Regions from separate parts of the Homo sapiens genome. Here region 2 is linked to region 1. Evidence: read pairs that join two places in POLR2A ChIA-PET (ENCODE). Cell type or tissue: GM12878. All regions are shown on one strand. Each heading gives the region's core, and the rest is flanking DNA. Links, peaks and the distances in the headings are about the cores only.

Region 1 (6,568 bases), core at 1,829-4,328:
TTTTTGTTGGTAATAAGGTATTCCTCCATTGGAGCAATCAGGAAAAGGCAAATGTTTTTAAGACACGCTTCCACAGGGAGCATCTTAGCTGATTTTATTTGCTTCATGTTTTTCTCTCAAGGACTTTTTTGGGTGGGTTTGTTCTATAGTTGTATCCAACCTCATCTTTCAAGCATCTAAAAGCCAGGGCTGACAGGTTACCAGGGATGAGCCCAGCCCTCTCTGCTGTACTATCAATGTGTGCTCCAGTGTGCATATAGCAGCCACTCAGCCCCTGTCCAGCATGCTCCCCAATCCTGACACCAGGCCAATGCCAAGCTGTGTGAAGAGCAGAGAGGGGTCTGCTGCCCAGGTTAGCGAGCTGGCCGCTGCTACCAGCCAATAGTATTTCATCGTCATGGCGAAATACTAGGTCTGAGGAGGGATAGCAGGACCCAGGCCACATTAATCCTTCTCCAGGTGTATTAGTTCAGTCCCAAGGGTTTGGTTGTTTGTTTATTCTAATGTGTTGCTGCAATAGGAAACCCAAAGCTAGGGCTGGACGCAGTGGCTCACACCTGTAATCCCAATACTTTGGGAAGCCTAGGCAGGCAAATTGACTGAGGTCAGGAGTTTGAGACCAGCCTGGCCAACATGGTGAAACCCCATCTTTACTAAAAATACAAAAATTAGCCAGGGGTGTGGTCGTGGGTGCCTGTAATCCCAGCTCCTCGGGAGGCTGAGGCAGGAGAATTGCTTGAACCTGGGAGGCAGACACTGCAGTGAGCCGAGACCGTGCCACTGCACTGCAGACTGGGCGACAAGAGTAAAACTCTGTCTCAAAAAAACAAAAAAGGAAACCCAAAGCCAAACTAAAACCTCCTTTTCAGACCTGCGATTCTGAGCACAGAGACTCGTTTATGTAACCCCTGTCCATTGCTGCGTTTTCTTTTTAAGTGAGCTGAGCCATCTCAAATCTTTCTCAGAACTTCCCAACACTCCCCAGTGTCCTTGGGGACCCCTAGTTCAGCCTTCTCAAAGAAAGCAGTGCTTTTCCTTCTGAATTTTTCTCCCTGTAAATACAAGATTTTTTTCCACTGTGACCAAAATCACACATATCAAAGGAGATGGAGAGGGAGTTTGGAGCTTCTGGAGGGAAGGCAACAGTCAGTATAGAGCAAGGTCCCCCGGAAGGCAGGAGGGCATGAGGTGGAAAGCCCTAGTGGAAAGGCTCCCATTTGTGATAGTCCCTTTGGCCCTACTGCTTGGCATCTTCCAGCCATGTCGGTCTTTGGTTGCCTTTCCAGTATGCAGCTGGAAGCAGGTTGGTGTTGGCTTTGTCATTAAAGAGCTAGTGGACACTTGAGTGACGGAAGGAGACATGAGTGATGAGCCAAAGGAGATTCTGGGCTCATGCGAATGTTTTTCTTTCTCTTGTCTAGAGTGGTGCTTCCTGCCTGTTTCCTCATGTAGGCTGATCATTCCTAATCCAGGAATCTGAAATCCTCCAAAATTCAGAAATTTTTTGAGCACTGACATGACACCAGAAGTGGAAAATTCCCTGTCTGACACCTTTGCTTTGTGATGGTTCAGTGTGAACAAACTTTGTATCATACACAATATTTAAAGTATATAAAATTACCTTCAGGCTCTGTGTATAAGGCCTATATGCAACATAAATGAATTTCAAGTTTAGACTTGGGTCTTATCCCCAAGATATCTCATTATGTATATACAAATACTCCAAGATCTGAGAAAAATCCAAAAATTTAAAACATTTCTGGTGACAAGCATTTTGAATAAGGGATACTCAACTTAAATGGCACATTTAGAAAAGTCGTACTATAGCATGGAGGAAGATGCCCACAGCTGGAGGCTCTGGATGGTCCAGGCCCTGTCAGGCCACCTGGGGCTGAGGCATACCTGAACCTCAGCAGGGTACACCGGCTGAGAAGCCCTGGTACAGAGAATCATAAACCTTGCAGTGCAGATGACCCGGGCAGACCAGTTGATTGGTTTTAGAGATTGGCCCAGCTTCTTGATAGGACCTGTGAAAAAGCTGGGGGTCAAAGAGGTATGACCCCTTGAACTAGATCACAGAGGAATCTGTGGCCATGCTGGGACCAGAGCCATTCCTGTGCTCACCTAACTGTGAGATGTGGTAAATGAGGAGGCGGAGCGTCACATCACACACATATGCACACACACGTGCACTCATGCTCACACCAGGTTAAAACCATCACACCCTATCTTGTGGCCTCCAAGTCAAACCCACTCCCCATCCTGAACCCAGAAGATGGGAAACTGGTGTCCAGAGCCATCATCCTTTGAGCAGCAGCCATAGCACCACATGCTCTTGAAAACCCAGGCCTGACATTATTTGTCATTAACCTGTTTCCAGCCTGAGAAACCTGTGGTATTCCACAATGAATTACTGTAGCAGCCCCTCAACTGGCCTTGCTGACTTCAGCCTTGTCTCTCCTACCTCATATTACAGTCAGAATTAGCTTTTTATAAACTACAGACCTGATCATGCTACTCTTCTTTTTATTTATTATTTTTTTGGTCCCTTCCTGTATGATAAACTTACCCTTTGTGTTCAGATACTCTTCTGAGAAACCTTCTCAATGCACCAGGTCTGGCCTTGGAATCTCTATTGCACCCTCTACCTTACCTATTATAACATTTACTGCACTCTTTTGAAGTTGTCTGTTTTTCTTCCTCCCACTCCCACACTCTAAGCCCCTTGAGGACAATGGGTTCGTCTTACCTGGCTGAGCCCCAGGGCCAGGCACAAGTAAGATGGGCATTCAGCACACATCCAGTGGGCAGCTCTGCTGCTCAAACTTTTATTTTTTTGCTTCACTGTACAAAGCCTAGTTCTGCTTGTTCTATTTTAAGGCTTTAGCATCTTGGTGGATCAAGGCTGTCATATAAACAAACAAAACCTTACTACCAGTGATCTCCTAGAACCAGGATATATTTAGCACTATTTGTCGGTAATTACTGTTCGTTATGACCTTAGGACATTATAAAAGTCCTAAGTGCTCTTGACTCATCAGAGGCAAATTAAATTATTCCTTTAGCAAACATTTTGAGTATCCACTTTGCACAAAGCATGTGTTCAGTACAGTGAGGTATATAAGGATGGATGTGATAGGTTTGCCTCCTAGAGTGGACTGTAGAGCTTTTATATTTTGTTCATGTTTCTTCCTACATTGAACATTTGTAAAAATAAATGAAGAAATTAAGCCCCTGAAGAAGGCCCATCTACAGGTTGTGAGACCTTATAGTGTGAGGCCGGAAGACGATGCTGGCTCTTCATTCAATCTCAAGAGTAGGACAAGCCACCAGCCTCTGGGAGATACAAGGATCTATCAAAATGCAAATGCTGCCCTTAAAAAGACCACAGTCTAAAACAAGAAACAAGATTTGTACCTAATAAGTACCTCTAAGACAAAATAGGAAGTGAAAAGTGCCCAAGAATCTGTAATCTGTTTGAGCTCCAAGTAACAGAAAACCCAATTCAAAATGGCCTAAACCAAAGGGAACTTACCATCTCATATAAAAAGAAGTCCACATGTAGTCTGCTTCCAGTTTGGTAATTCAGCAGCTCAACACCATCAAGCTCTTTCCACCTACTCTGCTATCCTCAGAGCATCAGCAAGCTCTCCTCCTAGGTACAGAAAGGTCAAAGGCATCCCATCCTCTTGTAACAACGCCAAGGCGGACAGATAAAGAACTGTTTCTTATGCATCTCTCTATGAATGAAGAGACCTTTCAAAATTCCCAAGCCAACCTCCCCTCATGTCTCACTGGTCAGAACTGGGGCACATGCCCACCACTAAACACTCAGAAGTGGTCTGGGGCCATCCATGTGGCCTAGACCAATCTGGATTTACCTTCATCACATGAGGAAAGAGTGAACTTGTTCTACCAGCAGAGAGGAGGGAGTTAGATGGCTGTCAGGTAGCAGGCTGGAGTGCCTGCTACACAAGGAGTGATTAAAAACCTTCCACTGCTCAGAGGAGAGCAAGGAAGTCCTCACGGAGTGGCCTCTAATGCAGAAGACCAACAAGTGTGCTCGGTATCCTGATGGGAGAGACGGAGGTGCTGTGGCTTCCTGCATCAGCACTGCTTCCTGCAGGAAGCGATATCTAAACTGTGGACAGAACTTTAAAAGGGGAGGGTCACAGTCAACTTTTCTTTACAGAAACATCACTTTGGGTGTGCAGAGTGGATTGAGGGGAGGTAGAGAGACCAGCTAGACAGCCATGGCTGTGCTACAGTGATCCAGGGGCCAGCTGCTTATACTCCCAACTAGGGTGGGGCAGTGGGGTAAAAATATACTAATTTGAGAAATATTGAGGTGGCGTAAGCAGGACTTGGAGACAGAAGAAGGGGTGTGGTGGAGGAGTGGGGAGTCCAGAACGACTCTGGGGTGTCTGGCTTCGGCAGCTGCCTGGATGACAGTGCCACTCCCTGAGCTGGAGACCACAACAATAGGCGGAGGTTTGTGGTGGGGACAGGAATGATGAGTTCAGGTATGACCGGGGCTTAGTGTGTGGGAGGTAGGCGTGGTTGGGACCAAGCTGAAGAGGTGACCGGCAGTCATAGCACACAGCACCTGTGGGCCAGGCCAAGAGCTTGCCCTCCAGCTGCCCAGAAATCTGTACAGAGTTGGAGGTGAGGAGAGATGAAGGAAAAGAAATAACATGCGCAGAGGTGGGGAGCTCACAACTCTCCGGGCACGACCGGGAACAGAAAGTTGTTACACTGAGCTGCACAAAGTGGCCCAGAGGAGAGTGGCCAAAGGGGCAGGGCATGCTGGAATGACAACAGCAGCCCGTGTAGGGCAGCCTCATGAAGAGGAGAAGGGAGCGCCTACCTTTACCCTGGCAGAGTGCTCACATACACTGCCACACTTAACGCCCGCCACCTGTCCTGCTGGGCAGGCATTCTCTCACCGACACCACAAAAACAACTCAGACAGAAACCACCCAAGGGGATCAGGGCAGTTCTAGAAGTAGCTCCCCGTTTTCCAGTCTCAGGCCAGTGCTGTCTTTACTACAGACCCCTTCAAAGATCTTTATTCACCACTGACCGAACACTTTAGTAAGTGCTAGGGATACAGAGCACAGTCCAGTGTGGGAGGTACAGAAAGGCAAATTGCAAACCCAGCAGTGAAGCATGGAGGCAGAAGCTGAGCTGTGAATGCTTTTCATGCTTGGAGGGGAGGTGCATGCGAACAGCTGATTCATGGAAGGTATCGGGGCTGCCCTGGCCCCCGCTTCAGTTCTGGCTGGCCTGCCCACCACTCCTTACTTTATGAAGTAAATTTCCTCCAGTCGCAGGACTTGTCATGGGTGATGTTCACTGTAGGGCATGAATTGAAACTCAGCAAGTACAGATTGAGAATCGCTTATCTGAAATGCTTGGATCCAGAAGTGTTTCAGATTTCAGGTTTTTTTTTTTTCAGGTTTTGGAATATTTACATTATATACTTACCAGTTGAGCATCCCAAATTTGAAATGCGTCAGTAAGCATTTCATTTGAGTGTTATGTCAGAGCCCAAAAAGTTTCAGATTTTGGAGGATTTTGGATTTTCAGATTTGGGATGCTCAACTTGTATTTGAAAACAAGAACTTAAAAAAAAATTCTTTCAACATAATTACCAAACACCCACTCTATATTCAGCAGTGTTCCATGTGCTGGGCATTGAAAGGTTAAGTAAGACATGGGTCCTGCTGTTGTGGAGCTAAGTAGGGAAGAGGGCACATGGACAGACCATTGTAGTATGACAAAGTGAATGCAGTGGTGACACTGTAGGAAGCAAAGGGAGGCCAATAATTCAGCGTAGCAGTCACCTGGAAAGGTTACTGGAAGCCATAATACAGGTCAGATTCGAGCCACCTTTCCCTGCCTTGAGATTTTTGTAAGGACACAGGGACATAAATTGGCACTTAGTGTCTAACAGTGTCTGGCAATGGATGATATCCCATATTATTTGTAGCTCAGATTAGTGGAGGAATTAGCTAAGAAGTATAGAGAGAATGTTGCTAAAATAAAGTAATGATACCTTAGTCAACTGTCAGTTACTTTAAGGAAAGAAATTAAAGTATATGAAATCAATTAGAACAAAAATAGTTCATTGTTTCCAACTTATGTGATTGGGGCGAGGTGTTGAAAAGAAGTATTAACTAGCTCATGTCTGGGCCCAACAGGAAAGAACACCATGACTCATTAGTGATAGCTGCCATGAGTGCTGATCCATTAGGGATGTCTACCGTGAGTGCAAGAGGAAAAGAGGCAACCTCCATGCCACATGTCTGCATTCCTTAAATTAGAATAACAGCTCAAGGTACTGGGATCTGACTGCATGCAACCTGTTAACCCCAAACTCCTACATGCTTGGCATTTTTCAGAGACAAAGTAAACAAAGTAAACTTTCAAAATGTCTGTTGTGATCCTGGTACATTCAGACCAGTCTCTTATACTTGCTACTTCTGGACAGCTGCCCTCTTCTCTCCAGTGAGACCTGGAACCAGAGCAACATCCTGAAACGCCAAGGAAAGATGAATATGGGGTA
Region 2 (6,568 bases), core at 1,378-3,877, 63 kb before region 1:
TACAGGATGAGGGCCTCCGGCTCTTTGCTGCCTCTTAGCTGGGAGGCATCCTCGACTCCTAGAGATCTCCCTCTGGTCCTTGCCCTTGAGCCCATATCAGAACTAGCAACATTATGACAAATCCTTCTCGTGCTTGGGATCTCTCTGATGTTTTTTTTTGTTTTTGTTTTTGCTGCATCTCTTTGCCTCCAGCCAGAGAAAATTCTGTTTTTAAGGGCTCCTTTGATTAGATCGGGCCCACCTATAGGGTACTCTCCATATATTAAGGTCAGTAACCTTAATTGCATAATGCAAAGTCCCTTTTGCCATGTAATGTAATATATTCACATGTTGCAGGGATTAAGACACAGACATCCTTGGAGCTTTCTGCCTACCATGAAGAATCATTCCAATTATCAGGGATCTTAAAATGTGAACAAAATATGCTTCTTAGAATTGATGAAACACCATATTTGGCTTAGGAATAAAACAGCTACTGATATATTTAAAGTACTTAGGGTGTTACTAGTAAGTGCTCAGATGTTAACTGTTGTTATAATTGACATCATTATCATAGTGGTCACGTAATATCCATCATCTTTAATATCAATTAAACTTATTTCTACAGTTAAATGCATTTATTAAACCCTAATTGAGAGAGTATAGTGTCCCGGCAGTAAACTGGATGAAGCTGATGATAGTTACCCTTTGAGTATCAGCATATGCTAGGAACTTCACATACACTTTCTCACTCCTTATAGTAGCTGAGCTAGGGAATACTGGCTCCATTTACAAGTGAGGAAGCAGGTTCTGAGAGGTTGAATACTGTGCTTGGAAGGTTATAGGCACAGTAGTGAGTGGTCTGACTCTGAAATCAGTACTCTTTTCATGGCACCGTTTTGCTGTCCAACAGCCTCTGGTAATACCACATTGAAAAGTGTGACAGGTGAGGCATCCGCCAGGTGGTCTGGAGGAATGGGCTTCTGGGAGTGGAAGGGACACAGGGAGGAGACACTGCCCTGTGTTGTCTCTCTCGTACTTGGATGTTTCTTTGCTATTTTTTGTGGACAAAGGCCCTGTCTCTTCATCTGTTTTTCAGTTGTTAATAAGCTCCAAGTTGATCTTTTTTTTTTTTTTGAGATGGAGTCTCACTCTGTCATCCAGGCTGGAGTATAATGGCACAATCTTGGCAACCTCCGCCATCCGGGTTCAAGCAATTCTCCTGTCTCAGCCTCCTGAGTAACTGGGACTATAGGCATATGCCACCACACCCAGCTAATTTTTGTATTTTTAGTAGAGACAGAGTTTCACCATATTGGTCAGGCTGGTCTTGAACTCCTGACCTCAGATGATCCGCCCACCTCGGCCTCCCAAAGTGCTGGGATTACAGGCGTGAGCCGCTGTGCCTGGCTGATCTTTTTTTTTTTTTTTAATTCAGCAAATGTTTATTGATTGTCTACTTGGGGGATACAACTGTGAACAAGATACACAAAATTCCTTGAGTAAAAATCACATGACGAGGTCAATTCAGAAAGGGGTAAGTGCTGTGAAGGTAGCAAAGCAGGGGACTGAGACAGAGAGATGGACTGGGGATGGAGGTGACCAGGAAAGACCACTCTTTGGAGGGGACATTTGAGCTGAGAGCTGAATGAGCAGGAGGCAGCCAGGTTAAATCTGGAGAAGAGCATTCCAGGTAGAGGGAACAGCCAGTGCAAAGGCACTGAGCTGGGAATAAGCTTCGCATGTTTGAGCACAAAAAGAAGGCTCCTGTGGTAGGAGTGTAAAGAACAATGAATGAGTGAATGCATGGTAGGAGATAAGTTTGGAGAAGTAGACAGAGAACAGATCACATAAGCCATTATAAAGAATCTGAATTTAATGAAAATGCAAATAAGAATTTGCAGGGAAATCTGCTTTTTGTTCAGAAATAAGCTGTAATGAGTGTGGCATTTTGCATACACACTGTGTTATTTTTGAAGGGAGGAAAGTTTAGGGTTTTGGAACTGCTGCTTTTTAAACTATTTTAAGTGTAACCAGTGCAAAGGGGAAAGAGGAGGAGGAAAGTGGTTTGGCAGAACTAGGGTAAAAATAGTGACTACCTGAATTCAGTAAACGAAGATCACAGTCTGTAGAATTTTCCTAAGACACAACTGTAGATTGTCTCAGGCTCTTCAAATTCAGATAGACATTTGCTGAAAACTGATCTCATCATCGTCCCCTTAAAACCTGCTTTCCTGCCTGTTTTCTGTAAGACATTTCCATCCACCCAGGTTGCTAAGCTCTGAACCCTTGAGTCATCAGGAACGCCTCCCTCCCCTTCATCTCTCCCTAGCTTGGACACCCTGCCCCCAACTAAAGCCTGGGTCCACCTCCTAAAGCGCCCGCATGTCTGCTTCTCCCTACCCCCATGCCTCTCACCTGGATTGTTGTTGTGGCTTCCTAACTGACCTTTACCCTGCACACTGCCACCAGCATGATTTCTTGAAAACATAAATTTCAGTGGGTCACTTCCTGAACTCATAGACAATAGAAAATTGTCTATGAGTTCCCCAAAGGCATCGCAGTCTAGTAATGAAGATTCACACTGCCCAGGTTCAAGGCCTCGTGATGCTTCTTACCACCTCTGGCTTGGGAATGTTTTTAACGGCTGTGTCTCAGTTTACTCATCTCTGAAACGGGTGTGATAATAGCACTTACCTCACAGATAAGTTATGAAATGTAAATGAGTTAATAGGTGTGAAGCACTCATAACCATGCCGGCCACACAGAAATCCTCAGTGAACATTATTCTTGATCTCTCTTTCCTTTGTAGAACAAGCTCATCTTTCTTGTGGCTCTCCACAATAGCTCCTACCTCCACCTTTCTCAGTGCCAGGCAAAGCTTGATCAGCAGACAGACCTCTTTGTTAGCAATCTGCAGCTAGATAAGTCCATATTTGGTAATTTTTATAGCAATTTGACCATCATTTTACATCTGTTGAATCTGATTAGGAACTGGACTTGTATTTTGTCCCATTTTTGGCAGTTCCTTTTCGCTGAATTTTTATGAAAGAATTGGTCCATATTGAATTGGAAGTAAAAAAAAAAAAAAAAAAAAAAAAAAAACCCCTGGTCTTTCCCCATGAATAATTTGAGAAGCACTTCTGTGTCCCCACACACCCACTATGTGATTCACATTGGCCAAGTTGTCCAAACTCACTGTGTAACCTTAAATCTCTCTGGATTTCCTCACACTGTTTCCTCTGCCTAGAATTTGTTAGACATTTATTAAGTACCTGTAATAAGTACAAGACTCTGGGGACATAAGGATGAATAAGGGTCTGCCTTTGCTTTTGAAAATGTTTCCTTCAAACCACCTAGTAAATTCCTACCAGTCTGTCGAAGCCTAGTATAGTTTCATTTTTTCCTTCATCCATTGAGAAAACATTTATTGACCAGGTGCAGTGGCTCACACCTGTAATCCCAGCACTTTGGGAGGCTGAGGTAAGAGGATTGCTTGAGCCCAGGAGTTTGAGACTAGCCTGGGCAACCTAGTGAAACCCTATCGCTACAAAAATTTTAAAAATTAGCTGGGTGCAGTGGTATGTGCCTGTAGTCCTAGCTACTCAGGAGGCTGAGGTGGGAGGATTTTCTGGGCCCAGGAGTTTGAGGCTGCAGTGAGCCATGATTGCACCACTGCACTCCAGCCTGGGCAGCAGAATGAGACATCGCAAAAAAAAAAAAAAAAAAAAGAAAGAAAGAAACAAAAGAAAACATTTATTAACATTTATTAAACACCAGACACCAAACACCAACTGTTTACTAAGCACCTGCTGCCTTCCCTTTCTTCCCTAAGGACCAGTAAGCTAATGAGGAAGACAGACACAAAAACAAATAATGACAGAATAATAGGCATGTTATATGGCAGTGTGAATACAGAAGTATGGAAGCACAGAGGAGGGGTGTGCCGGGCTATGCCTGAGCCAGGGCAAGGCACTGGGGAGATCAGGAATGGGGTCATAGTTAGGGTGGAGACAGTGTGTGGAAAGATTATGATCCAGGTTTTGGGCCCACAGCCAAAGCCCAGCTCTGCCATTCACTAGCCATGTGACTTTGAGAGACTGCCTCTCTGAACTTGCCAGGTAGGTAGGTATTGCTTTCCTTATCTGTAAAATGGGGAAAGCAGTACTTACCTACTTCACAAGGTTGTTTTGAGGCTCACTTGAGATTGTATACATAAAGTGCTCAGATGAGTACCTGACCATCAGTGTTTACCTGATGTCACCTTCTTGTCCTCTTCTCTCCCCCATCTCTGGACATATGTAAATTTTCTGCTGTCTGGGTTCCCAGTAGCATGCTATTCAGCCATCATACTAATTATTACATTGAATTATGTAGCTTTATCTACCACATTTCTGTTTGCTCTGTGGAATATATTGTACCCGTTGAATTCAGTGGCCTTTTTTTCATCTTTATATTGTCAGTGATAGGCAGTGTCCCATGCATAGAAGATTCAATTAATGTCTAGAGAAGTTGTATTGTATCAAAATAACTTAAAGCACTTTGCACTTTTCAAAAAGCTTTCTGAGGAGTCTAGTCAAACATTAATTTCCACTTTACAGATGGGGACACTGAGGCACTTTCTAGAAAGCTTCTGTTACTTGCACAAGGTCATGGGCTAGCAGAGGGCAAAGGTGGAGTTAGAGCCCCACACCTCTTGTTCTCCTGCTTTTGTGCTGCCTCATTAAATCTAGTGAGCTGGGAGTTGTCGGGTGCTGGCCAGGCTCAGGACGTCTTGTCACCGGGCCCTACCTGTCCTGGGAGGACGGCTGAGTACGCAGGAGTCAGTCCTGGAGAGAGCCCCATCTATACTCTTCCCCACCCCTCTGGCTCACTGCTGCCCCACAGGTATTTAGGAGTCACACCGTAAGTGGCAGGGCCCACCTGGAAACCTGGGGTGGGGATGAGGGCAGAGGTCTCCAGCTGGCTTGAGCTGGAGGCAGAGGGCCCTGTCCTAAGAGTGAATAATTTGTAACTAGACTGGAGGGTGAGTGTGTCCAGGAGGAACAGGAGTCCAGATGAAGGCAGGGGCTTGGAAAGTCGTGAAAGCCCTTGCACGCATATCCAAAGAGCAGTGAATCTGTTTCTTAAATTTCTTTACTCCCCTTCATAAACTTCCCAATACATTTCCCTTCCACCTTCTTTGAAAGGGTGCCCTTTGCACTCTGCCCAGGAGCACGCTCTATGCTCCAGTTACTACGGTCGGCTGTAATCTTCATTAGGGTGGGTGGGGCAAAGGGATAAACTCACACTAAGGACTCTGACCTAAACTTTCTTGACTTGAGGAAAGCTCAAAATGTATGATTTCGTACATTATCTTTTTCTTTCATTAGAAGAAAAGAAAAAAAAGTCTCAAGATAATAGGCTCTAGCAGCTTCCGCAGCCTCACTGAAGGCAGAAGGGACCAGGGCAGCGGTTCATAAACTTATGTGCATGTTAGGATCAGCTGAGGAGTGACTGAAAATCATGGAGCCCCGGCCGCACCCAGCCCTGGCATGGGGCCCAGAGGGTACAGTCTCTAATAAAGCTTCCAGGTAACTCCAGGGCATGGTCAAGGCAGGAGCACTGGGAGAGCAGCCTTCTTGCTGCCGGAGTGTACTCTAAGTCTCTGCAGTGCAGATGATTGACAGAAGGAGAACTCGGGATTTGGCCGCTGAGGAGTCTTGTGGATCCTGGCTCATTTCCTCATCTAGTTACGGAGTCTGTGAGAAGCCTTTGGGCACAAATCCTCCCTCATGCCGGCCCTCTGAGCCCCTCCCCGCAGCACATACCGAGCCCTACCTTTGGGCTGTCTAAATCTGTCCATTAAGAAAAAAATGAACAGAAAACTCTTCCTACTTACAAATTATTGGTGTATGCTGCTAGGTAAAAACAAAAGGAATGTCCCTGAAGGAAGAACGTCACCGCTTCCATTTCGACACAGTAACCCACAGGGTAACAGCACAGCACTCTGGGGATGAGGGCCACAGGTACACAAGGAGCCTCCGCAAGGCCTTGTCCTGGCAAGTCGTGTTTCATGGAAAGTTTTCTTGAGAAAGCTAAATCTGAGGATTCTGGGACATGAGTGTTACTCATGGCCAGCGTCATCATACGGAGCCTGGGAGCAAATTGTTTTTTCAAGAGGTGTATGTAGGCTATTGAATTTTGACTAGAAATGGCTTTAGTGGTCAACATTAATTTTGCTTTATATCCAGCAGCATTTCTTATTTTTATCAGGGATATAAGTGAAGGAAAAATTGTGAGGGAAGGCAACCTGTAAAGTTCTCATTCATAGAAACGATTTGTGGCCTTGATTTCCTGGATACAAATACCATTTAAAAAATTTTTAGAGAGGTTTTGTTTGGATTGAATTTCCAATCCACATGTATTTCTCCATTCCCCCTTGAGAACTAGAAGTCTTTTGTATGGTAACACTTTCCAGAAGCACCTGAAAGGAGTCCTTTGGGAATGGCCACAAACTGGATAAAAATGAAAAATGGAATCTCAAAAGTGCAGCTTGGTTTTGAAACTAACTTTTTACAACTTTGATTATGGGAAGTAACTTTGTTGT

What was found. ChIA-PET counts read pairs that join two places held together with the same protein. Peaks named below come from ENCODE experiments on the same cell type or tissue, not always from the same donor. Only the 100,000 strongest peaks of a DNase experiment are listed, where the experiment ranks them.
Region 2: POLR2A ChIA-PET joins it to region 1 with 8 read pairs; 12 of 35 experiments call an interaction of 5 or more read pairs at or near these places.

The regions. Positions count from the first base shown.
Region 1 is chr1:67,752,241-67,758,808 of GRCh38, reverse strand. The region is part of intron 2 of GNG12 (G protein subunit gamma 12); the gene reads left to right. It overlaps LOC105378781 (a long non-coding RNA gene), which reads right to left and starts at 4,061. Exons shown (of 4, transcript XR_007066163.1): 1 at 3,536-4,061. In GM12878, for the core only: no CTCF peak of the experiment used is centred there; a DNase peak (open chromatin) is centred at 3,378.
Region 2 is chr1:67,814,930-67,821,497 of GRCh38, reverse strand. The region is part of intron 1 of GNG12 (G protein subunit gamma 12); the gene reads left to right. Among named protein-coding and RNA genes, the nearest start is that of GNG12-AS1, 14 kb to the left of the region's middle. RefSeq lists an enhancer at 2,138-2,432. In GM12878, for the core only: no CTCF peak of the experiment used is centred there; no DNase peak of the experiment used is centred there.